Linked DNA regions of Homo sapiens: region 2 is linked to region 1. Evidence: chromatin loops called from intact Hi-C (ENCODE). Cell type or tissue: dorsolateral prefrontal cortex. All regions are shown on one strand. Each heading gives the region's core, and the rest is flanking DNA. Links, peaks and the distances in the headings are about the cores only.

Region 1 (11,504 bases), core at 4,791-8,790:
GCAGCCCAGGGACCAGAGCAGTCAGGGAGCTCCCAGCCTGGCCCAGGCAGGAGGCTGGCACTGGGAGGGTCCCAGGGAGGGAGGGCCCGCCTGAGGACACAGCGGGCATGCTGTTGGCCCTTCCCTGACTGCCCACCCTTAGGAAGGTCGTTGGCCTCCTAAGCAGTCCGCCCCTCTGAGGCCTCGCAGCATGGCCAGGCCTCACTGTGTTCCCAGGCCCTGGGTCATGGCCTCGCAGCCCGGCTGTTCCTGGGAGCTGGCCCTGGCCGAACGCGGCACTCAGCCAAGCCGTATTTCCGCATTTACCACTGGAATCACAGCCCCGTAAAGCAGAGGGGCCACTTCCTCTTCCTCCTCCTCCTCCTGCAGCAAGAGAGGCACCAAGGCCACCCCTCTGCAGCTGCAGGTCACCTCGGGTGGCTGGCCGCCAGCCCTTGCCTGGGCTGAGAGCCCCTCCAGCCGCACAGGCTCTGGGTGAAGACACTGGGGGCTGGCACAGGCTTGGGGTGGACGAGCGAGTGTCAGGGATGAAAGCAGCCGCGTGGAACCTGAGGCCGTGCTGGCCTGGACTGGGCACTTCACTCCCTGTGCCTCAGTTTCCCCATCTCCTTCCCCTCTCCACTGACTATTCTGTTCACCAAAAGCCAGGTGGGCCCAGCACCACAACAAGCCCTGGCCTTGGCCCTGTCCACAGGGCTCCATCTGGTTCAACTGACTCCAGGAGAGGCCCATTGTGGGTGTGGAGACACAGGGCTGGGGTGCCAGGAGAAGGGGAGGGAGTGACTTAGGTGATCTGGGGCTAGGGAACCAAAGGAGGGGCACCCTGGGGCCTGTCCCCCATCAGCTGGAGTACTGAAGCTTTATCAAACCCCAGCCTCACTCTCCACTGTGTGGCTACTAACTCCGGCAGAGGCCCAGAGACAGTGGGGGTCTTGCCTGAGGACGCGCGGCCAAGCTGGGGTGGGCCTGCTGGTCTCTCGGCCTCAGGGCTCTGTTCACACCAGGTGACAAAGCCCACTCTGGCTGCAGGAGCTCACTGGGGAGGTTGAGCACCTGCCCTCTCGTGTGGCAGTTGGGCGCTGCCACATGGGGCTCCTGGGAGCTGGGCTAGGTGATCTGAGGCTGGGTCCTAACCCCAGCGTAGCAGGCAGTGCAGGAGCGACCAGTGGACAGACAGGAGGAGCGAGGCTTGCGCCTTCTGTGTCCTGAGACCCTGAATCTCGAGGTAGAGGCATTAGGGCCAAGCCTCCCTGCACATAGGTGGAGCCAGGACGGGAGCCCCCATCTCTCCTAGCCCACCTGCCCTGTTGCTGCCACTGGGGATGCCAGCAGGGACTAGGAGAGCAGCTGCCCATGGCTCGAAGCCTTCCAACTCGTGGGCAGTGGCCCACCTGGTCAGAGGGGCGAGATGGGTGTGGGCAGTCATGTGTGGTCACAGGGGGCCACGGCCAGGCCCTCTGCAGCTGAGGGCCCCACCTCCCACACTCTGCTTTGGGTCTGGCCCCATCCACCCCTGGGGTCCCAGCTGGGGGGCAGTCTGGCCCCAGCCTGTTCTCAAGATGCTGCCCAGGGACACCTGTGGCCCAGCCGCATGTGCTCAGGAGGAGGATGGGGCTGGGGGTCAGGGCTTGGGGGCTGGGGTGTGGCGAGGTGACTGCTAGCCTGGCCTCGGGGAGGTTGGGGCAGTGCTGCAGAGGAGCTCAGCTTTAACTGAGTGGGGAAAGTGGAAGAATGAGCCGGCGGTGGGGATGGGGTGGTGGGGGAGTGCTCCAGGCAGGCGGGTGGCAGGGCCAGGGCAGGGGAGGCATGAAATGATCTGGGGTGCCTGGCAATGCCAGTGGCTGGGTGTGGCCAGGGCCTGACGGGGACAGGCAGCTGGTGACACAGGTGGGGGACCCTCAGGGAAGCAGTGAGCAGAGCCGGCAGGGCTGAGTTTCATGAGGGCACAGAAGGGGGGCCCAGTTTTCTCCCTGCTAGCCCCAGCCTGTCGGGAGAGGCTGGAGCCCAGGAGATGGAGGCAGGGCTGTTGGGCGAGGGTTGGGTGGGTGACGGTCCTTCCAGAGACGGAAGAGCAGGGCCTGGTCAGGGAGAGGCTGAGGCATGCCTGGAGGTGTCGCTTACCACAGGAAGGGACTTCAGGAGGCTCCACCAGGGGCAGGGGCTGCCTAGGTCTCGAGGTCGTGGGTGTGGGGCCGGGTAGGGCACCCTTGCCCCCATACAGCCTGGGCAGCTGCCCCTGTGCAGGCATCCAGGCAGAAAGGGCTTTTAGTCTTGTACTAGGAGTCGGCCCCAGATTTGGGGCAAGGGGTTCCTAACTTAATCCACCCTAGCTGAGGGTGTCACTTTGGGCCACCTGGCACCCTCCTGGGCCTCAGTATCCGCATCTGTCCAATGGGTGCTGTCCAGCCAGTAGTGGGGGTCACATGGGCTGACCAGGGTGAGGTCAGGGGCAGGGGCGGCAGGAATGGACAGGAAGTATCATAGTGGTCCAAAGGGGGTTCCTGGAGGAGGGGTAGGGGCTGCGAGAGGAAGGGGAGCCGTGAGGGACAGTGGCCAGGGCTGTGCTGGGGAGCCAGGACAGGGGACAGACTGCAAGGCCAGAGCAGGGGCCGGGAGGAGTGGACACTGGTCCTGGTAGACCAGGACCTGCTTCTTCCTTCAGGTGGAGGGGCCACAACCTCTTCAGCCCATCCCCCGGCCCGTGCCAGCCCATGCAGAGGGTGGGCAGCAGGAGGATACACAGAGCTCCCGCCACCTTCAGGCCTCTGCGCCTGTTGCGTCCTCCACTTGGGAAGGGCCTCTCTTTTTCTCCTCCGGGAACTCCTACTCATCCTTCAAAGCCCAGATTGAGTGTTACCTCATTTGCCTGCCTCACTTAGTGACAGATGCTCACTTGGTGTCAGCTCTGCGTTGTGCATGGGCTGGGCACAGGTGCACAAAGGAAAGAGGTTCCGGCCAGACCCACAGCGTGGCTCTCTCTGGCAGCCACATGGCAGTCGTCATCTGTGTACTTGTGGGTCTCATTGTCTGTACAGGGCTCTTCTGAGACTCACTGGTGTGTCACTCAGTGTGGTGGCACTGAGATGCCAAGGTGGGGGTGGGGGAACCTCGGGGGAGGGGCCCCTGGGCAGGGAGGAGCAGCCTGTGCCGAGCTCCAGCCTTTCCGGGCAGGTCTCTGCAAAACACTCCTGACCTTTCTCCTGGGGCGGCGGCCCAGGGCACACGACGAGGTTCTGAACTCATGGGTCACAGACACGCCTCTTGTCTGTGGGGCTGGGCTGAGCCCCACATGTGACTTGGGCGCCTGCCTTGTGGAAGGCCTTGTGCCGTCACCCCTCCAACCCAGCCTTCCATGGAGAGGTTCAGAATGGATCTCAGGGTGTGGCTGGTGACAACACACCCTGAGATCACACAGGGAGTGACAGCAGAACCAGGGGCCGGGAGCATGGCTGCGGGGCAGCAGTGAGCACCGCGGCCAGGGGTGTGTGGGCTGGTGCCACCGAGCCTCTGTCCTACCTGCTGTGAGCCTCAAGACTGGAACATTCTCCTGGCCCCTTCTGGGCCAGGGCCAGCTGCAGCCTGCCCAGCCCTTCCAGTGCCCCCAAGAGAGGACACTGAGCCTGGTGGAAGATGCTGCTCCCCGGGACAGCAGGGCGTGGGCTGTGCAGCGCCGGGACGGGCACTTGGGGAAGGTGTCCGTCTGCATGGGACGTCTTGGCTCATCTGGGAAGGGAGCATTGAGAGCTGAGAGCAGGGCCGGGGTCCAGATCATCCCAGGGCGGGTGGGGCCTGGGCTGAATGAGCCAGCCGGCCCGGCTCACAGCCACCAGGCTTCCTCTGGGCTCCTGAGCGCTCAGTGCCTTGGTTCGGCTGTGTAGAATGGGGCAGGTGTTACCAAGGTCTGGTCCAGGGCTGCCAGAGGCTGGAGGCTCTTGCGGGCTGCCTGTGGAGCCATGGCGGTCAGAGGGTGGAAGACGCCACTCTCAGGCGATACTCTGAGACAGGTGGGAGGGCACATGGCCCGCCCAGGGGTCACTGCCAGGTCCACGCTGGCCTGGCCTTGCAGTGGGTGCTGTCCCCTTCCCAACACTCTGGCCAGTGGGGCCGTAGACCTGACCCTCAGCCCCCATGCAGAGCTGAGCCCTGGTGAGGCTGTGTTCAGACGAGCTTGTCCTTGGCTCTGGGGACAGAAGGTGAATCTCCAGCCCACCAAGCCACAGGTGCCATCTTGCTTCTCCACAGCTCTAGGTTGCTCCAAGGAGCCTGCTGCATGGTGCCCGTTCCACTGGACTCCACGGTGAGCCCCAGGAGCAGCTGCCGGCTCCACCCACTGGGTGTCCCCTGTCTCTCCCACTGCCCCTCCAGTGGGAACCCTCAGTCATTGGCTCAGGGCTGAGCATTTGACCCAAAGCCCCGCCAGCCAGAGGTTACCTGGCAACTTTTGTGGGGTTGTTTGGAAAGGGGGAGAGAGAGCTTTGCACTGGTGGGAGCTAGCGGGATGGAGGAACGGCAGGCTCTACTGCCTCATGGGGACCCTGCTGAGGCTGGGGCCCGTGTGGTAGAAGCCCTGAGGGGAAGCACCCTTCGATCCAGCCACGCCTGAAGCTGTACCAATTCCTGGATTTTTATGTTATATAAACAAATAAATCCTCTTCTGGGCCTGCGCTAATTTGGTTTGGGTTTCTATCCCCTGAAACTAATGCTTCCCCACAAATTCCGTGTCTGACTCTAGGAAGGACTTGCTTCTTCAGGGGTGGGTGCTCCCTGGTGCCCACAGAGTCTGTTGCCCTCCCATCCCATCAGTATACCACATAGCAACACTCACAGGCTCCATGACAAACACACAGTCACAGAGTGTGGATTTGGGGCTTCTCACTGCTTTTCCTACTCTGGCAAACTCCTACTCATCCTGCAAAACCCAACTCAGGACTTCCGTGCCCCAGGAAGTTCTCCATGAGCTCATCCCCCTTGCCTTCCCCTCACCCCACACTGTCTGGGTCCTCCCTCCTATCCCATGCTCCCAAGGCCCTGGGCATTCCTCCCTTGACTGAACTGTTCCTGGCCCATGCCATGTGTTGAAGGAGATAAGAGTTTTGAGGGCTGCACCACCACGCTGATCGCTTGAGGCAATGGTCATTCTGTCACGGCCAGTCTGCAGTCAAGGCTGCACCGGGCCACGAGCCCCTCCGCCTCCAGCTATCCACAAGTGCCCATGATGCCAGGACTTGGGGATGTCTGGGTACAAGTACAGGGGCACAGAGGACAGCCAGTGGCCAGGAAGCCTCTGGGGCTGGTGGAGGTGAGGCTGGGTGTGCCTGTTTGTGCAAGTGTGTCGGGGCCTCGGGCGCTCCTGACGGGCATCTTCTAGGCTGTGGGACCTTGGGAAGGTTTCTCTGCCTCCCTTCACCTCAGTTTCCTCATCATTAAGTTGGGGAGGTCAGATGTCACAGTCTGTGAGGCAGCCCTGCATAACACCAGGCCTGGTGTTGGTGTGAGCAGAAGCTGGCAGGTGGGATGGGGTGACAGGATGGAAGGCCCAGGGCAGTGGCGAGCCAAGGACGGGGCCAGCAGGAGGTTGTCTGAGGCGAGGACCTCCCGGGAGCAGCGGCCAGATGCCCTGTCCTCCAGGGTGGCAGGGGAAGGCTGCAGGGAGAGGGTTGTCCCTGAGAGGGAGCCCCTCAGCGCTAGGGGAGATCAAGCTGAGGCTGTGAGCCAGGTTGGGGAGGGCTCCTGCCATCCAGTCCCTCTGGCTCCAGCAGTTTGGTGTCTCTGGCCAGTAGACCCTGTCCGGGACTGGGCCCTGCGCTGGGCAGGACAGCAGTGGCCTTGGCCTTGACCTTGACCACTTCAGGACCACCTCCCCCAGGCCCAGTGAGACGGCCCCGCCCATCACCTCCAGACAAGGCTGCCCTGGCTGGGATTCGGCCCAGGACATCAGGGTCAGAACAGAGCAGCAGAGCCCACTAGGCCCGGCCGCAACTCCCAGCCCACTCCCCTGCCTGCCATCAGGCTCCCGCTGTGCCAGCCAGCAGCCACCCTGCCCACTGCTGATGGGGCAATCTCACCCTTGGGCCACCTGCCCCTCACTGAGGCATGGGTCGGTCCAGCTGGGAGAGCTGGTGGTTCCCCTGCCCTTGGGAACCCAGCTCCCACCAGCTGCCAGGGCCTCCTGCCCACCCTCCCACAGCCGTTCCCACACCCCGGCCCTCCCTGCTGCTGTCTGCCCCTGATCTCCCCGAGACTCTCTTGAGGATGTCTCCCCGAGGTTGGAGACTTGCCCAGGGTCACCCAGCCGTCACCATGCTGGGCGCAACAGGCAACAGTGTTTACTGCCTCGCACTCCTATGGCTGGCCCAAGGGAAGGGGGGAGCAGGGAAGGCCCCTGTCTCTGGGGGACACCACGGTGTGACCTGGACTCATGTCTCTGGGTCTCGTGTCCTCATCTAGAGCACAAGGATGGGAGATTGGACCTCGGTCTCTCCTGGGATGAGATGGGATCATGTGAGTCACCTAGAGATGCCTCCTGCCACCCGGCAAGTGCCAGACCACGGGGCTTCCTCTTTGTTCCTGTCTCTTGCCATTTCATCTGCTAGGTGTGACCTCGGGCCACACGACCTTCTGCAGCCGGGCATGGGGCAGCACCCTCCGCTCTGCAGGCGGCCCTGGTGGGGATACCCTGTGTGCAGGGGCTGGCACCACCGTTGGGGCAGTGGGAGCAGAGGGCGGTGCTGACAGGAGGGGGATGTGCTGGGCCTCCTGGCCTGGCCTGTGGCCAGCCTCACCCACCCACAGAAGGGGTGGGATTATTACCTGTTTTACATATGGGGAAACTGAGGCTGGGAGAGGCAGAGGATAGCAGAGCCCAGGGCTAAGTGGAAGCGAGAACAGAGGGAGGTGGGGTGAGACCCCAGCCTGGCAGAACTCCTGCAACCCCACTGGAGGGGTGAGGGGCTGGCCTCCTACACACCCCTCCACCCACAGCCCCCAGCCGTACCCAGCTCTGTGCCCGCCCGGGGGGGATATGGCTGTCCGAGCCGGAGATGCCCCCCTGCGATGGTGGCCAGGCCGGTGCTGGAAACACTGCGCACCCACCCCACCACCTCTGTGCTCTTGACCCGAGGGCCGCTCAGCCTCGGGCCGGTGTGGGGACGGCCAGGCCTCCCGGACACTGATTCTTCAGCGGGGCGGTGTCCACGCGGCCGCCCCTTCCCAGCCCCACGTGCTTCATTGGGCACCAGGCGCCACCTGGTGGTCAAGCCAGAAGCCGCCGCTACCAGAACCGTGTGGAAAGCATCCCCAGACCCTCAATGTCCTCCTGTAAGCTTGGGGAAACTGAGGCCAGGGAGGGGTAGGAGCTCCCCAGGTCCCTCAGATAGGCAGGGCCTGGAGTAGGGGCAGAGGTCAGGGCTCCTGACGCCTGTCCAGCGCCTGCAGCTGGGCTTAAGTGACTTAGGAGATGTGGGGGCCTGGCCATGCAAGGACGGAGGACTGAGCCCAGCGCCTGAGGTTCGGTGCACCTGCCCTGGCCACGCCAAGGCCTGGGAGCCATGAGCACTGGCAAGTCCCGCCTGCTTCCCCAGCATGGGTCCCAGGGCCCATGTTCGGCAGCATCTTTGTAGGAGACAGTGGCCTCACTCTTGATAGCAAGGAAATGAGACCAGGTCTGGGGTTCACACCTAGGAGCCAGGCCCTGCCCAGGCCCAAGGCCCAGCTCGCTGGGGAAAGGGGGACCCCACAATGGCCCAGAGCTTTGCCTAGAGCGGCAGCACCAACGACCACGTGTCAGCGCCTGTCCTCGGAGCTCCCAGCCCTGAGCCAGCCTCATGGAGCAGCTCAGAGCACTGCCCAGCTCTAAGTCCTGTCCCAGGCCTGGCTGCTGTTCCCTCTGCTGCTCCTGAGCCCGCTGAGTCCCATGGGGGTAGATTGTGAGGTGTGCTCTCTGACTCTGAGGGCCCCAGGCGAGACAGTAAGAAAGCCAGGCCTCTCTTTGGAAGCCCCTAGGGCAGGGTGGGCAGGGAGGGTGGGGGTACTGGCAGCTACTGAGTCTGGTGTCGCAGGGTGGGTCTAGGTGGCTCCCCTGGCAGCAAAGGCCTGGCCTCCAGCCCTCAAGGTCAGTCCCTGGGGCACCTCACAAATGACAGGTCCTAAACCTCGCCTGCTCAGACCTCTCCCCAGCCTGGCTCCTCTGTCCCAGTGGCCATCCACCCACCCACCTAGAGAGACCTGGGCCTCCCTGCCACCCCTGCCTCTGCCCCAGCTGGTCCCCAGGTCCCAGCAATGTCACCCTTCAATAGCTTCTCAAACCTGACACCTCCAACACTCCCTGGTCATTACTGTCATCTGAGCACATCCTTTGGCCTGAGCCCTGGCAGCCACCCTCTCAGAGCTCTATACCCCCACAAACACCTCTCCCTTCATGGTGGCCAATGCAGGGTTGCCAGGCCGGGCTGCACCCCTGTGTTGGCTCCTGCACTGTGGGACAGCCACTGGTCTGACGTAAAAAGCCAGAGCTGGTACAGTCAGGCTAGCCTGGGAAACTGTGGGTAAACCAAGTCACACGGACCTGTTTCCTCCCTGCAGGCCTTGTCAGAGCCTTCAATAGGCTCACCACAGCGTGACTCCAAGAGGGCATCGTGAGCAGCAACTGTGGATCATCTGTCCAGGAAACGTGCCATCCAAGAGCATTTCCCAGGCCCTTGAGAGAGACAGCCAGCCAGCTACCTCCTCAGCCTGGGTCCCCAGGGTCCCCTGGGGGCTTCCCCCCACTGCTGGCCTGCCCTGCAGCCCCCTCTGCCACTTTCCCCATGGTGCTAGGCTCCACCCTATTCAACTTGACTGAGTCCTCACTCTAACCTGTTTGTTCATTCAGTGGGCATTTTTTTTTTGAGATGGCATCTCTCTCTGTTGCCAGGCTGGATGGAGTGCAGTGGCATGATCTCACCTCACTGCAACCTCCACATCCCGGGCTCATGTGATTCTCTTGCCTCAGCCTCCTGAGTAGCTGGGATTATAGGCGCCCGCCACCAAGCCCGGTTAATTTTTGTATTTTTAGTAGAGACGGGGTTTCACTATGTTGGCCAGGCTGGTCTTGAACTCCTGACCTCAGGTGATCCGCCCGCCTTGACCTCCCAAAGTGCTGGGATTACAGGTGTGAGCCACTGTGCCTGGCCTCAGTGGGCACTGATTGACCATCTATTGTGTGCTGGGTGCTGGACTAGGTGCTGAGAAGACACGCTTGCTGGAGCTCACAGCCTAGTGAACGGGGCACATGGGGCAGGGCTCACACAGGCAGACACAGAATGTACCAGGGAGGGCGGAGGAAGGGGAAGCGGCCTTGGCAGGCGAGACCTGACACATGACCGGCCCTGGGTGTCCACCTGCGGGCATCTGCATCAGCTCTGGGACTGTGAGGGTCAGGACAAATCAAAACCCCCTTCATAATCACGTCTGAGCACAGACCACAGCATGAACACCATCCAAGCCACAGAATGTCCAGCCTCTCCTGGCCCAGGCAGCAGGGGGACTGCAGCCACGTCAGCAATCGCAGCTCCAGCCTCGCTCTGGGCTCCCTGCCCTGGAGACAGGGCTTGTGAAGATCGCTGATCGGAGGACGATCCTGCGTCCTGAGAGCATCCAACCCAGAGCCCCGCCTCCTCAGACTCCTCCCCATCCCGCAGCACAGCCCCAAACACCCCATCACAGACACCCCCGGATCCCCAGATCCCACAGCGTGCATTCTCCCTCGTGGCAAAGGACACTGGGCCGCCTGCGTTGCCACAGGAACTCACTCCTCCGTGGGCTGAGGGCATTGGCAGCTGATGGAGAAGATCAAAGTGGGTGAGGGGAGCGGCTGGTCTCCTCCCTCACTGCCACCCACTGCCCCCTGCCTCCGCCTGCTGATGGCCTGGGGTCAGGCGCAGCCCTGTGTGTCTAGGGGAGGAGGCCAGACTGCGGGGTGCTGAGCAGGCTGGGTCTTGTCTCATCTCAGGACGTTGGTCTGCTTGGCCTGCCCTGGCTGGCATTTGCAGGGCACTTGCCTGCTGCCCCCTGGACCTCGTGGTACCCATGAGAGCCAGGTCTCCTTGTCTTCAGCCTGGATAAGGACACAGAGAGGGTAAGGGCCTCGCCCTGGGCCATGGGATTGGTTCACGGCTGGCTGCCACCTTTCTGCTGGGTGGTTTCTGCAGCCTGTGTTCCTTCTGCCACCCCGAGGCCCCTCTGTCATGTATTAGGGCTGCAGGGGGCAATCACTCGAGGGCTGGGCTTCCTGCTGTTAGCTGGCCTCTCCGGTGCCCGCACTCAGCCTGCCCCTGGCTGGGCACTGGAGGGTGCCTCCCCCCGGAGGTGACCCCAGGCCATATGAGCTCTACTGCTGGGCCTGCGGGGTGCTACCCAAAGCCTCAACTCCTCTGGCCTGGCAGGGGCGGTGGACAACCTGGCTGGGCCCTTCCTGGACTCCTGGGCTCACCATGACCTCTGTGGACACAGCTTGGCCTTCTTCACTCGGGGACCAGCCATCCCTCCCCACCCGGCACCCCGAATGCTCTGACAGGCTCTGTTAACTCCTTCCTTGACCCTGGAATGCACCTCCCGTGAGTCTGCCCAGGTGAACCCCTCCCACACTCACCCCAGGCCTAGCACCAGCCACAACTCTTCCCCTGCCCTCCCCTGCTGCCTCCCCTCCCCCTTTCTTCCTTCCTCTGGAGGCCACCCCTCCCCTGCTGCCTCCCTGGGTTTCCCCCTTCTCTTCCCTTGCTGTCCCCCAGCATCTGCCTTCAAATCCTTCCCCACCACACCCAGACCCCCCAGGCCAGCTGCTCCATAGGATATGACAACTGTATTACTTATTTATTTATTTGTTGAGACAGGGTCTCACTCTTGTCACCCAGGCTGGAGTGCAGTGGCACGATCTGGGCTCACTGCAGTCTTGACCTCCCAAGGCTCAGGTGATCCTCCCACTTCAGCCTCTCGAGTAGCTGGGACCACAGGCGTGAGCCACCAAACTCAGTTAATTTTTGTATTTTTTTGTAGAGATGGGATTTTGCCATGTTGTCCAGGCTGGTCTTGAACTCCTGGGCTCAAGCGCTGTGCCTGCCTCAGCCTCCCAGAGTGCTGGGATTACAGGTGGGAGCCACAGCGCCTGCCTGGATATGGTATCTTTACTCGGGGCCAGGACTTGTGTGGGGCTGACCCAGGAAATGGGCAGAAGCCCTGGAGGCTGAGCGGGAGGAAGGAGGGTGGATGGGCTTGGCGAGAGAGGCTGTTGGGTCTGTGATGTAGAGGGAAGGGGAGAGGGGTAGAAGAGGGGAGAGAAGAGGGGAGGGACGGGGTGAGGCCTTCTTGAGGAAGGGCTGCTCTTCTCTGTTTTATTTCCGGGGACTGCAGGAGGGCCAGTATGTCTTGCTTGCCTGTCCAGGCAGTGCTGCCTGCCTGGGGCTTGGCTGGAGACAAAGCCTGGATGCCCAGGATTTGAGAGGGGTGAAAGTTGGCATCCGGGCCCACCA
Region 2 (11,504 bases), core at 6,240-10,239, 420 kb before region 1:
GAGCCCCTTGCAGGAGTGAACGGGGTGGGAGATGGGGAGAAAGCCCGGCCTGAAGGAGTGGGTGCTGGTGCCTGTCCCACTGCTCTAATTCCTGCTGCTGTCCCCACGCTGATCACAAAAGGACACGATCATATTCACCTGACTGGGGTGCGGGAGCGGGGGCCTCTCGGAGCCCCTTCTCCACACGGGTTGGGGGGCTTCACCCGCCAGTATTGCCACAGTAAAGGGGCCAGGTGTCCACATTTACAGAGGCAGAAACAAAGAGATTCAACCCCCCTCATCACTGCAGGTGGGTGAGCAGTGACTCTCAAATGTTGGAACTGCTGACTATGAGAAAGACAAGAACTCTCGTTATCTCTGAGACTGGCAGCCTGGGGACAGTAGTCCCCTCCTCCACCAAAGAAGCTCCTGGGTGGGACTTTGGGGTAACCCACCTCTTGGCTGGCCAGAGTCATTGTGGGTGGGTTCTGGTGCCCTGTGTGTTATGCTGGGCAGACATCCTTTCAGGATGGAAAGCCGCCTCTTCACCTGTGTCCTCCGGCAACATCTCACCATGGGCCTCTGGTTCTATGCTCAACTGGTCTCCTCCCCGACCCCTGCTCTTCTCCAGCCACCCATGCTCTCAGATGCACAGCTGACCTTGTCCCTCTACAGCTGAAAATCCCCAGTGCCTGCAGTACAAAGGCCAGACCCCTTAACCCACCCCTGCCTACCTCTGGCCTCAACTCCCACCCTACTCTCCACCCCTACGATTTCACCCCTCAGTAATATTAAATTGCCTATAGTCACAAATTCTCCCCTGCCACACAGAGTCTGTTTGATTCCTCTAGGTCTTTGTATATGTTTTTCCCCTTGGCTGGAATTCAACATTCTTGTCTGCCTGGAGAACCTTCAAAACCCAGTTACCCTGGACAGCTTTCACAGACACCCCCCTTCACTGTCTCTCTAGAGTGACCTGTCCCTTGGTTTTGCTCCACAGTATTTGACCGAGTATGTGTGTATGTCTGTCTCCCCAGCACAGCAGACGGGACTTACCAAGGGCGGGCCACATATCTGAAAAATTAGGGGCAGAGTCCAGCACAGGGCTGGGCACAGGCAGGCCCCCAACAATGGTGCATGGCCCAGATGAAATGAAGCAGCTTTGCCCCAGTCTTGGCCTCAGGAAGCATCTCTGAAGTGTGGTGAGGATTTGGGGGTCACAGTGGGTACCCCCCAAAGGCCAGCCTTGGGAATGCTCCTGGCTTCCACTCAAACAAAGCCCCCCTTCTCCTCCCAGAACACCCTGGCCAGGAGTGACACTGATGGATCACTCACCCTCCTGCCGACTGCACAGCCCCGTCCTGGACTCTGGCAGACCACGAGCACTGGCTTCCCAGCAGAACCTGGCTTGACCCCAACAAGGCAGACATTGTGACGTTCACCCATGTAGAGATGTAGAGAGAGCCATCTCAGACCGCTGACCTCCGCAACCAGCAGATAATCAGCATCTTGTTTAAGACTAAGTTAACTTTAAGACTAAGTTTGGGCCGGGCGTGGTGGCTCACGCCTGTAATCCCAGCACTTTGGGAGGCTGAGGCGGGCGGATCACAAGTTCAGGAGATCGAGACCATCCTGGTTAACACGGTAAAACCCTGTCTCTACTAAGAAAAAAAAAATTAGCCGGGCGTGGTGGTGGGCACCTGTAGTCCCAGCTACTCGGGAGGCTGAGGCAGGAGAATGGCATGAACCCAGGAGGTGGAGCTTGCAGTGAGCTGAGATCGCGCCACTGCACTCCAGCTGGCGACACAGCGAGACTCTGTCTCAAAACAAAACAAAACAAAACAAAACACTAAGTTTGTGTGGCTGGGTGCAGTGGCTCATACCTGTAATCCTAGTACTTTGGGAGGCCAAGGCGGGTGGATCACCTGAGGTCAGGAGTTCGAGACCAGCCTGGCCAACATGGTGAAACCTTGTCTCTACTAAAAATACAAAAATTAGCCGGGCATGGTGGTGCATGCCTGTAATCCCAGCTACTCAGGAGGCTGAGGCAGGAGAATTGCTTGAACCCGGGAGATGAAGGTTGCAGTGAGCTGAGATCATGTTACTGCACTCCAGCCTGGGTGAGAGAGTAAGACTCTGTCTCAAAAAAAAAAAAAAAGACTCAGTTTGTAGGATTTTATTACATCAACCAGAGGAGAAGACTGAGGTCCAGAGAGGAAAACAGACTCACCCAAGCTCCCCACCAGGCCTCCTGACTCATTGCCCAGTGCTTCCTGCTTGTCCTGCCTGACCTCCTCACATGACAGGGACAGAGGCCCCAGCTCACACGTCCACTGCTGATTCCGCAGAGGCAAAAGTTCAGAAAAACCAAGCCAAGTCCATTTCTCTGGGTGTGCAGGCGAGCAAATTTTGTGGACAGAGAAGCCTGTGTGCCCTGAATCATGCAAAGGAACCAATTAACCAATTTTAGCAGAAGTTGGAACTTGCAGGAACCGAGCGCTCTGCCAATAGCTCCTCCTTGTCCCCTGTGTCCCCCTGAAGCAGGTGGCGGTGTGCCACGATGTCACCTTGGATTTAGAGTTTCTTAGCTTCGTGAGAGCCCAGAACACATACCGCCTGCATCCCCGAGGCCAGCTGGGTGGCTCTGGCCTATTTATAGTGTCCTCATCCATCTTCTTTTCTTTTGATCAGGGCAGGACCCAATCTCGGAGGAGCTGCAAATCTCGGCATGCTCGACAAATTCCAGCAGGGCATGAATCATGGGCTCCTGCCTCGTGAGGGCCCTCCTCTGCCAGTGGGGCTGGTGGAGCTCTGGGGCTCGCCTGCTGCCCAGCTTGGAGGCAGAGCCGGGCCTGACGGAGTCCTCCCTGCACATTCCAGAGGAGCTCAAGCCAGCTTTCCCCCCGGGATCTCACCTGACACTGCAAGGCAGAGTGCCCCACGAAGAGAGGGTTTCCTTCGCTTGCCTTTTTGCCCTGGCAAGACTGGCAACCAGGAGTCCGTGAGCACCGGTGCCTCCTCAGGGGTGGCACCTCTTTCTGGGAAGCCACACGGGTCTCAGACAGCTGTGCCCTTCCTGCTGCCCTCCAGCTGCCAGAAGGCCATAGTTCCCATGTGCCCTGGAATGTGGGACTCTCTTTGAGACGTCCACTTGGGGACCTGTCCTCAGGCCCTGGGGTCAGCACACAGGTGGGCAGTTTCTTTGGGCTCAGGGTCAGGCTCCTACTGGTGGGTGAAGGCAGCCCTTTGTCTCATGTCTTGCCCCAGCGTTCCTGAGTAGCAGGCTCCCTCCCCCATCCTCTTGGCAGCTGTCCCTCCCTGCTCCCTCCCGGTGACCACAGCCAAGCCAAGAGGCCTGTGCTCTGTTCCCCACACGTCCATGTAGAGTGGCTGGACACCGGTGTTGATTGCTGTGGAGGTGGCTGGAGGGAGTGGACATTCCATTGTAATGATGGCAAAAATAGCCATGATCTTTCAGCCACTGCTGAAACTGCTGGAGTCAGGCCCTTCCCAGGTATGATTTGCCCTCCCTGATGGTGCATTTGTCTCCCAGATGTGCAGATGTGGAAGCCGATGTCCTGGGGATCAGGGGAACCTCATGAGGGAGGAGGCAGGGGGCCAGGACTGGCTCCTGAGCTCTGCAACCCCAGTGTTGCCGTCTGTCTTTTAATCTTTAAAAAGAAGATACAATGATATAATTAGGATGCGGCAATCTCAGCACTGGGAGGCCAAGGCGGGGCGGATCACTTGAGGTCAGGAGTTTGCGACCAGCCTGGCCAACATGGTGAAATCCCATCTCTACTAAAAATGCAAAAAAATTAGCCGGGAGTGATCTCAGCTACTCAGGAGGCTGAGGCAGGAGGATCGCTTGAACCGGGGAGGCGGAGGTTGCAGTGAGCCGAGATCGCACCACTGCACTCCAGCCTGGGCAACAGGGCAAGATTGTGTCTCAAAAAAAACAACAAAAACAAAACCAATAATAATAATTAGAATGCTGACACTGTCTCTAGCTTTTCTGGGTCTCTCCCATTCCTGTAGAATCGTTCTTGCCCACAATCACCTGCCCATCTCTCTTGCACCCCAGAAAAGTTTTGCAAGTTCAGGAAGAGAAAAAAATAATCTGACATGTACTGTCTGTATTCTCCCATGACAATAATCTCTCTGTGGGGGGAGGGGTGTCCATGTCTACCACGGTATTGAATGAATATTGAATGAATGGCTGAATGTGCATGAAGGAAAGGAGACAGTGGGTGGTTCAAGTGTGGTTGTTCTTGCTTCCCCATTCCAATCAGGACATAAGCGGGGGGCCAGGGAGGACAAGGCCAGGCTGGCAGAGTGTCATCAACTCACGGCTGCTGCGGTGGGTGGCCCTCCTGTCCAGCAACAGCATCAGGGGGTGGGTGAGCGTGTTAGGAGGGGACAGAAAAGTAGGGGCCACTGGCTTCCCCCACCCCCAATCTGCCAATCCTACCTCAGAACAGTTTTTTTCTTTTTTTGAGACGGAGTCTCGCTCTGTCACCCAGGCTGGAGTGCAGTGGCTTGATCTCAGCTCACTGCAATCTCTGCCTCCCCGGTTCAAGCAATTCTCTTGCCTCAGGTTCCTGAGTAGCTGGGACTACACGTGCGCACCACCACGCCCAGCTAATTTTTGTGTTTTTAGTAGACATGGGGTTTCACCATGTTGGCCAGGTTGGTCTCGAACTCCTGACCTCAGGTGATCCACCTACCTTGGCCTCCCAAAGTGCTGGGATTACGGTCATGAGCCACCGTGCCTGGCCCTCAGGGCAACTTTAGTGCTCCTCCCTATACCCAGCAGGGGCAGAGGAAAGTCCCCAGGGAAAGTCCTCTTTGAGCCGTTGATGACAGCATGGTTAGTAGTAGTTACAATGCCAAAATATAAAAAGAATAATTTTAAAAAAGATTTTGTGTGCAATTTTGCAGAGGGAATGTCTTGCCCTTTTTTCTCCACTCAAAAGGAAGGGAGGGTATTCAAAAGAGTCCAAAAGTGGAAACAGCCCAAATCCCCACTGGCTGATGAGTAGATAAACAAACTGTAGTGTATCCACAGCGTGACACGTTACTCAGCCTTCAAAAGGAAGGAAGCACCAATTTATGCCCCAATGTGCAGGAACAGTGAAATGTGATGCTGAGAAAGCAGCCAGGCCCAAGAGGCCACACAGTGTGTGACTCCACTGACACAAACCACCCAGGACAGGCAAATCCATAGAGTCAGGAAGCCAGTTATCAGTTGCTGGGGGCTGGCAGGGGATTGATGATGACTTTGGGGCTTCTTTTTGGGGTGATCCAATGTTCTGGAATTAGATAGCGGTGATGACTACACAACTCTGTGACTATACTGAAAGCATTGAATTGTACACTTTAAAGTGGGTAATTTTTAAGATATGTGAAGTGTGTCTCCTTTTTTTTTTCTTTTTACATTTATTTTTTGGGCCGGGTGCAATGGCTCACACCTGTAATCCCAGCTCTTTGGGAGGTTGAGGTGGGCAGATCACGAAGTCAAGAGATTGAGACCATCCTGGCCAACATGGTGAAACCCCATCTCTACTAAAAATACAAAAATTAGCTGGGCGTGGTGGTGCACACCTGTAGTCCCAGCCACTCAGGAGGCTGAGGAGGAGATCAAGGAGAATCGCTTGAACCCGGGAGGTGGAGGTTGCAGTGAGCTGAGATTGCGCCATTGCACTCCAGCCTGGGGACAGAGTGAGAGTCCGTCTCAAAAAAAAAAAAATTTTTTTTTTTTAGAGATGGGGTTTCATTATGTTACCCAGGCTGGTCCTGAACTCCTGGGCTCAAGTGATCCACCCACCTTGGCCTCCCAAAGTGTTGGGATTGCCGGCATGTGCCACCGTACCTGGCCCTTGATCTCATTTTTTTTTTTTTGAGACGGAGTCTCACTCTGTCACCCAGGCTGGAGTGCAGTGGCACGATCTCGGCTCACTGCAAGCTCCGCCTCCCGGGTTCACGCCATTCTCCTGCCTCAGCCTTCCGAATAGCTGGGACTACAGACACCCGCCACTACGCCCGGCTAATTTTTTTGTGTTTTTAGTGGAGACAGGGTTTCGCCGTGTTAGCCAGGATGGTCTCCATCTCCTGACCTCATGATCCGCCCGCCTCGGCCTCCCAAAGTGCTGGGATTACAGGCGTGAGCCACCGCACCAAGGTTGCAGGGAAATGTAATAGTTTAACTTGAGAACTTAAATGTAGGTCACTCAGACTTCTCTTAGAGATAGAGATGGTGCAAGAAAATGCAGGTTTTGCCGGGCGCAGTGGCTCATGCCTGTAATCCCAGTACTTTGGGAGGCTGAGGTGGGTGGATCACCTGAGGTCAGGAGTTCGTGACCACCCTGACCAACATGGAGAAACATCATCTCTACTAAAAGTACAAAAAATTAGCCAGGTGTGGTGGCGCATGCCTGTAATCCCAGCTACATGGGAGGCTGAGGCAGGAGAATCGCTTGAACCTGGGAGTTGGAGGTTGCAGTGAGCCAAGATCGTGCCATTGCATTCCATCCTGGGTGACAAGAGTGAAACAAAAATAAATAAATAAATAAATAAATAAGGCCAGACATAGAGGCTTATGCCTGTAATGCCAGCACTCTGGGAGGCTGAGGAGGGAAGATAGCTTGAGGTTGGGAGTTTGAGACCAGTCTGGGCAATGTAGCAAGACCCTGTCACTACAAACATTAAAAAGAAAAAATTAGCCAAGCATAGTGGTATGTGCCTGTAGTCCCAGCTACTCAGGAGGCTGAGGCAGAAGGATCACTTGCGCCCAGGGGTTTGAGGCTGCAGTGAGCTGTGGTCATGCCACTGCCCTCCAGCTTGGGTGACAGAGTGAGACCCAGTTTCAGGGAAATAAAAAGGGAGGGAGGTATGTAAAGAAGAACAGTAATCAGTAATCAGTAAACAGTAATCAGGGCCGGGCGCAGGCTCACGCCTGTAATCCCAGCACTTTGGGAGGCTGAGGCGGGCGGATCACAAGGTCAGGAGATCAAGACCATCCTGGCTAACATGGTGAAACCCCGTCTCTGCCAAAAATACAAAAAAATTAGCCAGGCGTGGTGGCGGGTGCCTGTAGTCCCAGCTACTCAGGAGGCTGAGGCAGGAGAATGGTGTGAATCTGGGAGGCGGAGCTTGCAGTGAGCCGAGATTGTGCCACTGCACTCCAGCATGGGTGATAGAGCAAGACTCCATCTCAGAAAAAAAAAAAAAAAAAAAGAACAGTAATCAAGTGAGACAATATTCCCCCATATTGGCTCCATGATAACGTTTATGTGCATCAGGTGGGGGCCAGGAAACAAGATCGACCACGACAATGATAATAATAGTGATAGGAGCAAGGATATTCAGCAGCGTGAACTCAGCAGGTGTGGACCCTCTTCCGGGAACACGTGCATCTCCCTTACCTGAGCCTGGAGTCAGCAGCCCTCCCAGTCACTGCCCCCAAATGCAGCTCCCATGCCCTCCTGGGGCTTGTGTGCTCAGGTAGGCCCTTCATTCTCGTTCCCCGGGACTAGATGGGGGTGCAGCCTGTGGGGGGAGCCCCATCTCCACGCTGTGCACTCTGAGGCTCCGTTTGCTGTGTGTCTTGCAGAGCTGGGCATCCTCACCCTATAGAGAGTGAGGGGCTCAGGAGTCCCAGGAGCAGCGGGCAGTATGACTAGCAGCCCGTGTGGCCGGCCACTGCTCGGGGCCAGCAGCATCGTAAGTGTGTGTGCATGCACAGGGCTCACTCTCAGCATGGTAGCCACGGAGCCCGGGGCTCAGGCTGGTCTCTGCTCTGCTCAGGGACAGTGTGGTGGGCACCTGCACAGGCAGCCAGGCAGGCGCAGAGGGGTAGAGCCCATGCTTGGCCACTAGGGGCCAGTGCAGCCCTGAGATGGGCCCAGCAGGCACAGGCAGTGTGGGTGAGCATGGGGCGAGGGCATGGCCACAGGACCTTGTTGTTCCTGCCCACCCGGGCTCCCCAGGGAGATGCAAGAGCAGTTTTGGACACAAGACCTCAGCCCATTGCCCTGAGCCCACAGCATTTCCAGGCAGGCTGGAGATTTGTCTCTGGCTTTTGTGCGTGCCGGCTAAACTTCCTGGAGCTTTCCAGAACCTTCTTGGGGCTAAAGCCTCCCTGGAGCAGGTCGTTCAGGTGCTGGCATCTCAGGGAGCACCTGAGGGCGCCGAGCTCCCAGGAGGAGGCTTCACGAGGCGGCCTGGGTAGCCGTACGCGACAGCCCACGGGCAAGAAATCCCAGCTTTTATATTAGACAAGTTCTGGCAACTTCCAAGCAGGAAAACATGTTTTCTTTGTAGTCATAAAGTTATCCTGGCCTTCCAGGGAAGCGCTAGTACATAAGACGTGCTTGATTAGGATCTAAATTCTCTGTAGCCCCTTGCCTCTATTAACTCTATGTTGAGGCTTCATTTTTGTTCCGTGTTCTAACTTTCACAATTTTCCATGTGTCAAACCCCACCAACTGTAAGGCATCGAGAGGAGGCAGAGGGGTGCAATGGGCCTGCTCCCAAGATGTTTCCCCCTGAATTCCAAAAATAGGGCAAAGTGGACAAAGTGGAGCTTGGCCTGGGCTCACTCGGCTTTTGCCTATGAGTGATTTCTTGTGGCTCCTTGCTGTTTACCAACTGGCCCAGGAATTTACTGTGTAAGGAACAGATTCCAGAAGTCATGTAGCTTCTGGTTGCGGCCCCTGGCAAAACGCATTTTCAAGTGCTTTCTACAGCACGTACAACACTAGAAATCCATCGTGTCTGCCTTTTTTTTTTCTAAATTCTATTTTTGTTTTAAAAAATGCTCACTTCCCGTGAAACACCTCCGGGCAAGTGCAAAATACAAACATCAATTACAATCCATTGAGCCCCTGAGAAAGGCCGCAAGCAGCGATTCTAGGCACAGAAAACTGGTCAGTGGCTCTCAGGGTGACAGGTGCAAGAATGACCCAGGGTGCTGTTACTGAACTCCAAGCCCCCTCCCCGCCCTGAGAGTCATGAGTGGGCCACTGACCCCAGAGATGGTGGGCACATAGGGGCCGGGGAGGAGAGACCCTGCTCCAAGCCAATTCCAAAGGGGAAGGATATGAGCCGGGCAGTGACCTGTGGGAGCCGCAGACTCGGGCAGTGGACAAGCCCACCACATAGGTCACTGCCCTTTACAAAAAGCCCCACATATATCCCTTCTGCTCTCCAGGAATCAGCTCCACTTTCTGGAAACACATTGGGTGGACTGGATCAGTGTCCAAGTACAGACCCCTTGGGAAATCAGCTGAAAGCTGCAGCCCCTGCCTCTGCTCCAACACAGATGTGTGACCACATTCAATTCACATAATGAAGACAGAGAGGAGGCAGCCTTGAACTCATGCTAGGAAACAGCAACTGTGAAAATAGTAAATGCTATTACTGGCAGATCCATGCCTGAGCCAGACCCTGTGCCGACCGCTTCACACAGATTGTCTTGTTAATCCTTCAACAACGCTAGGAGTCTAGGACTATTGTGTCCAGTTAGAACAAGGAGTTAGGCCTTGGCGAAGGTCACACAACTAGTTAGTGGCAGAATTAAAGCTCAACCCCTCGAAGGTGCCAGTCATTCCAAACTCGTGATTTCTGATGCGGCCGGACCACCTGGCCGTCTCAGCACAAGCTGCGGCCTCCGTCTTGTTAGTCCCTCTCCCCTCCCCACTTACTTAAAATTGTGGATTCTAGGCCCGGCGCGGTGGCTCATGCCTGTAATCCCAGCACTTTGGGAGGCTGAGGTGGGTGGATCACCTGAGGTCAGGAGTTCCAGACCAGCCTGGTCAACATGGCGAAACCGTCTCTACTAAACATACACACATTAGTCAGGACTGGTGGTGTGTGCCTATAATCCCAGCTACTCTGGAGGCTGAGGCAGGAGAATTGCTTGAACCCAGGAGGTGGAGGTTGCATTGAGCTGAGATCGCGCCACTGTCCTCCAGCCTAGGTGAGAGAGCAAAACTCCGTCTCAAAAATAAATAAAGTAAAATAAAATAAAACTGTGGACTCTAAATAGGGTGTGGTGGCTCATACCTGTAATCCTAGCACTTTGAGAGGCTGAAGTGGGAGGATCTCTTGAGCCCAGAAGTTTGAGATCAACCTAGGCAACATAGCAAGACCCCATCTCTATTTAGCAATAAATAAAAATAGGCCAGGCACGGTGGCTCATGCCTGTAATCCCAGCACTTTGGGAGGCCGAGGTGGGCGGATCACGAGGTTGGGAGTTCGAGACCAGCCTGACCAACATGGAGAAACCCCGTCTCTACTGAAAATACAAAATTAGCCGGGCGTGAGGCGCACGCCTGTAATCCCAGCTACTAGGGAGGCTGAGGCAGAATTGCTTGAACCTGGAAGGCGGAGGTTGTGGTAAGCTGAGATCGTGCCATTGCACTCCAGCCTGGGCAACAACAGTGAAACTCTGTCTCAAAAAAACAAAACAAAACAAAACAAAACAAAACAAAAAAAAACAAAAACTGCCGACTCTAGATGCAGGCATAGGGAAAAGTACGCAAATCATGTGTTTGGAGTTCAAAGTGTGATCATGAAGCCGACACTCTGGTAACCCTCAGGTCCAGAAGGGGATGCCCCTCCTCCCCCAGAGCCCTCCTGAATGTGCCCATAATCACCTCCTTGTTTTTCTTCATCTTTCCCCTATTTGTGCACACCTCTAAACGTTATGGTGGAGTCGGGCTTGCTGTCGGTCTAAGCGTGAATGGAATGATCTTTTGTCTTTGCTGGACATCCTGTTAGTGAGATTCATCCATCCTCCCCTGTCCCTAGGTGTTGGGCAGTCCCTGTGGTTACCTCGCAGCCTGCAGGTGCCTTATTCCAGAAAAGCAGGCCCACACCTGAACCCACTGGCTGCAGCTGAGTTTTGTTTATTTAAACCCAACCCACTCTGCTTAAAGCCTTATTGCAAAACAGGCACTCCTGGGGTTCTCTGGTTTTTCCTCCTGCCTGGGTCCCCTTCAGGTCCGCCCAGTAGCCTTCCACTGGGAGGCTCCGGGCTCAGGGACCCGCCCTGCCTTCCGGCCCCAGAACTCCTGTCCTTTCATCCTTCCCGGAAAAATCCCAGTGGAAGGGTATATGGCGGGTGGGGAGGTCCTGGACCGCTCACATTAAGGAGACGGACTTTTCTCCTTCCTCCCCTCCCTCCACACACACATTTCCCAACAGGACTCTCCAGTGGAAACCTCGAATTAAAAGGTTCCAAAGCAACTCCACCTTTTAGATCAATATAACGTGTTCAAATCCTTGCTACTGGGAAGAAAATGCTCACATTGGGCTTCAGCACAAAGACACTGTTTCAGCAGCTTTGAGCGAAGTTGGCTGAGTATGCGTGTGACACACACACAGACACATCGCTCCGGGGGAGAAACCCTTCCGGTTCTCCACAGCCGCCCACGGTCCTCGTTGAGACTGGACTCATCTCAGCTCAGCTCAGAGATTTGGCTGCAGGATCCGACCCTCCCTTGCCAAAAAGACCCGTTCTA

The links. Hi-C counts contacts between places; a loop is a spot of excess contacts. Peaks named below come from ENCODE experiments on the same cell type or tissue, not always from the same donor. Only the 100,000 strongest peaks of a DNase experiment are listed, where the experiment ranks them.
Region 2: a loop joins it to region 1, with 9 times the contacts of the local background. A loop is called at or near these places in 63 of 110 quality-filtered maps.

Annotation. Positions count from the first base shown.
Region 1 is chr22:46,118,353-46,129,856 of GRCh38, reverse strand. It overlaps LOC124905137 (a long non-coding RNA gene), which reads right to left and starts at 367. Exons shown (of 2, transcript XR_007068139.1): 1 at 1-367. In dorsolateral prefrontal cortex, for the core only: CTCF peaks have their summits at 7,038 and 7,243 (motif pointing left); a DNase peak (open chromatin) is centred at 7,236; H3K4me3 peaks cover 575 bases.
Region 2 is chr22:46,538,834-46,550,337 of GRCh38, reverse strand. LINC02925 (long intergenic non-protein coding RNA 2925) reads right to left here and starts at 8,843. Exons shown (of 2, transcript NR_186692.1): 1 at 7,404-8,843; 2 at 2,141-3,650. LOC105373075 (a long non-coding RNA gene) reads right to left here and starts at 1,590. Exons shown (of 2, transcript XR_938316.2): 1 at 1,315-1,590. RefSeq lists enhancers at 2,479-2,998, 2,999-3,520, 375-3,700. In dorsolateral prefrontal cortex, for the core only: CTCF peaks have their summits at 7,641 and 7,846 (motif pointing right); a DNase peak (open chromatin) is centred at 7,867; H3K27me3 peaks cover 610 bases.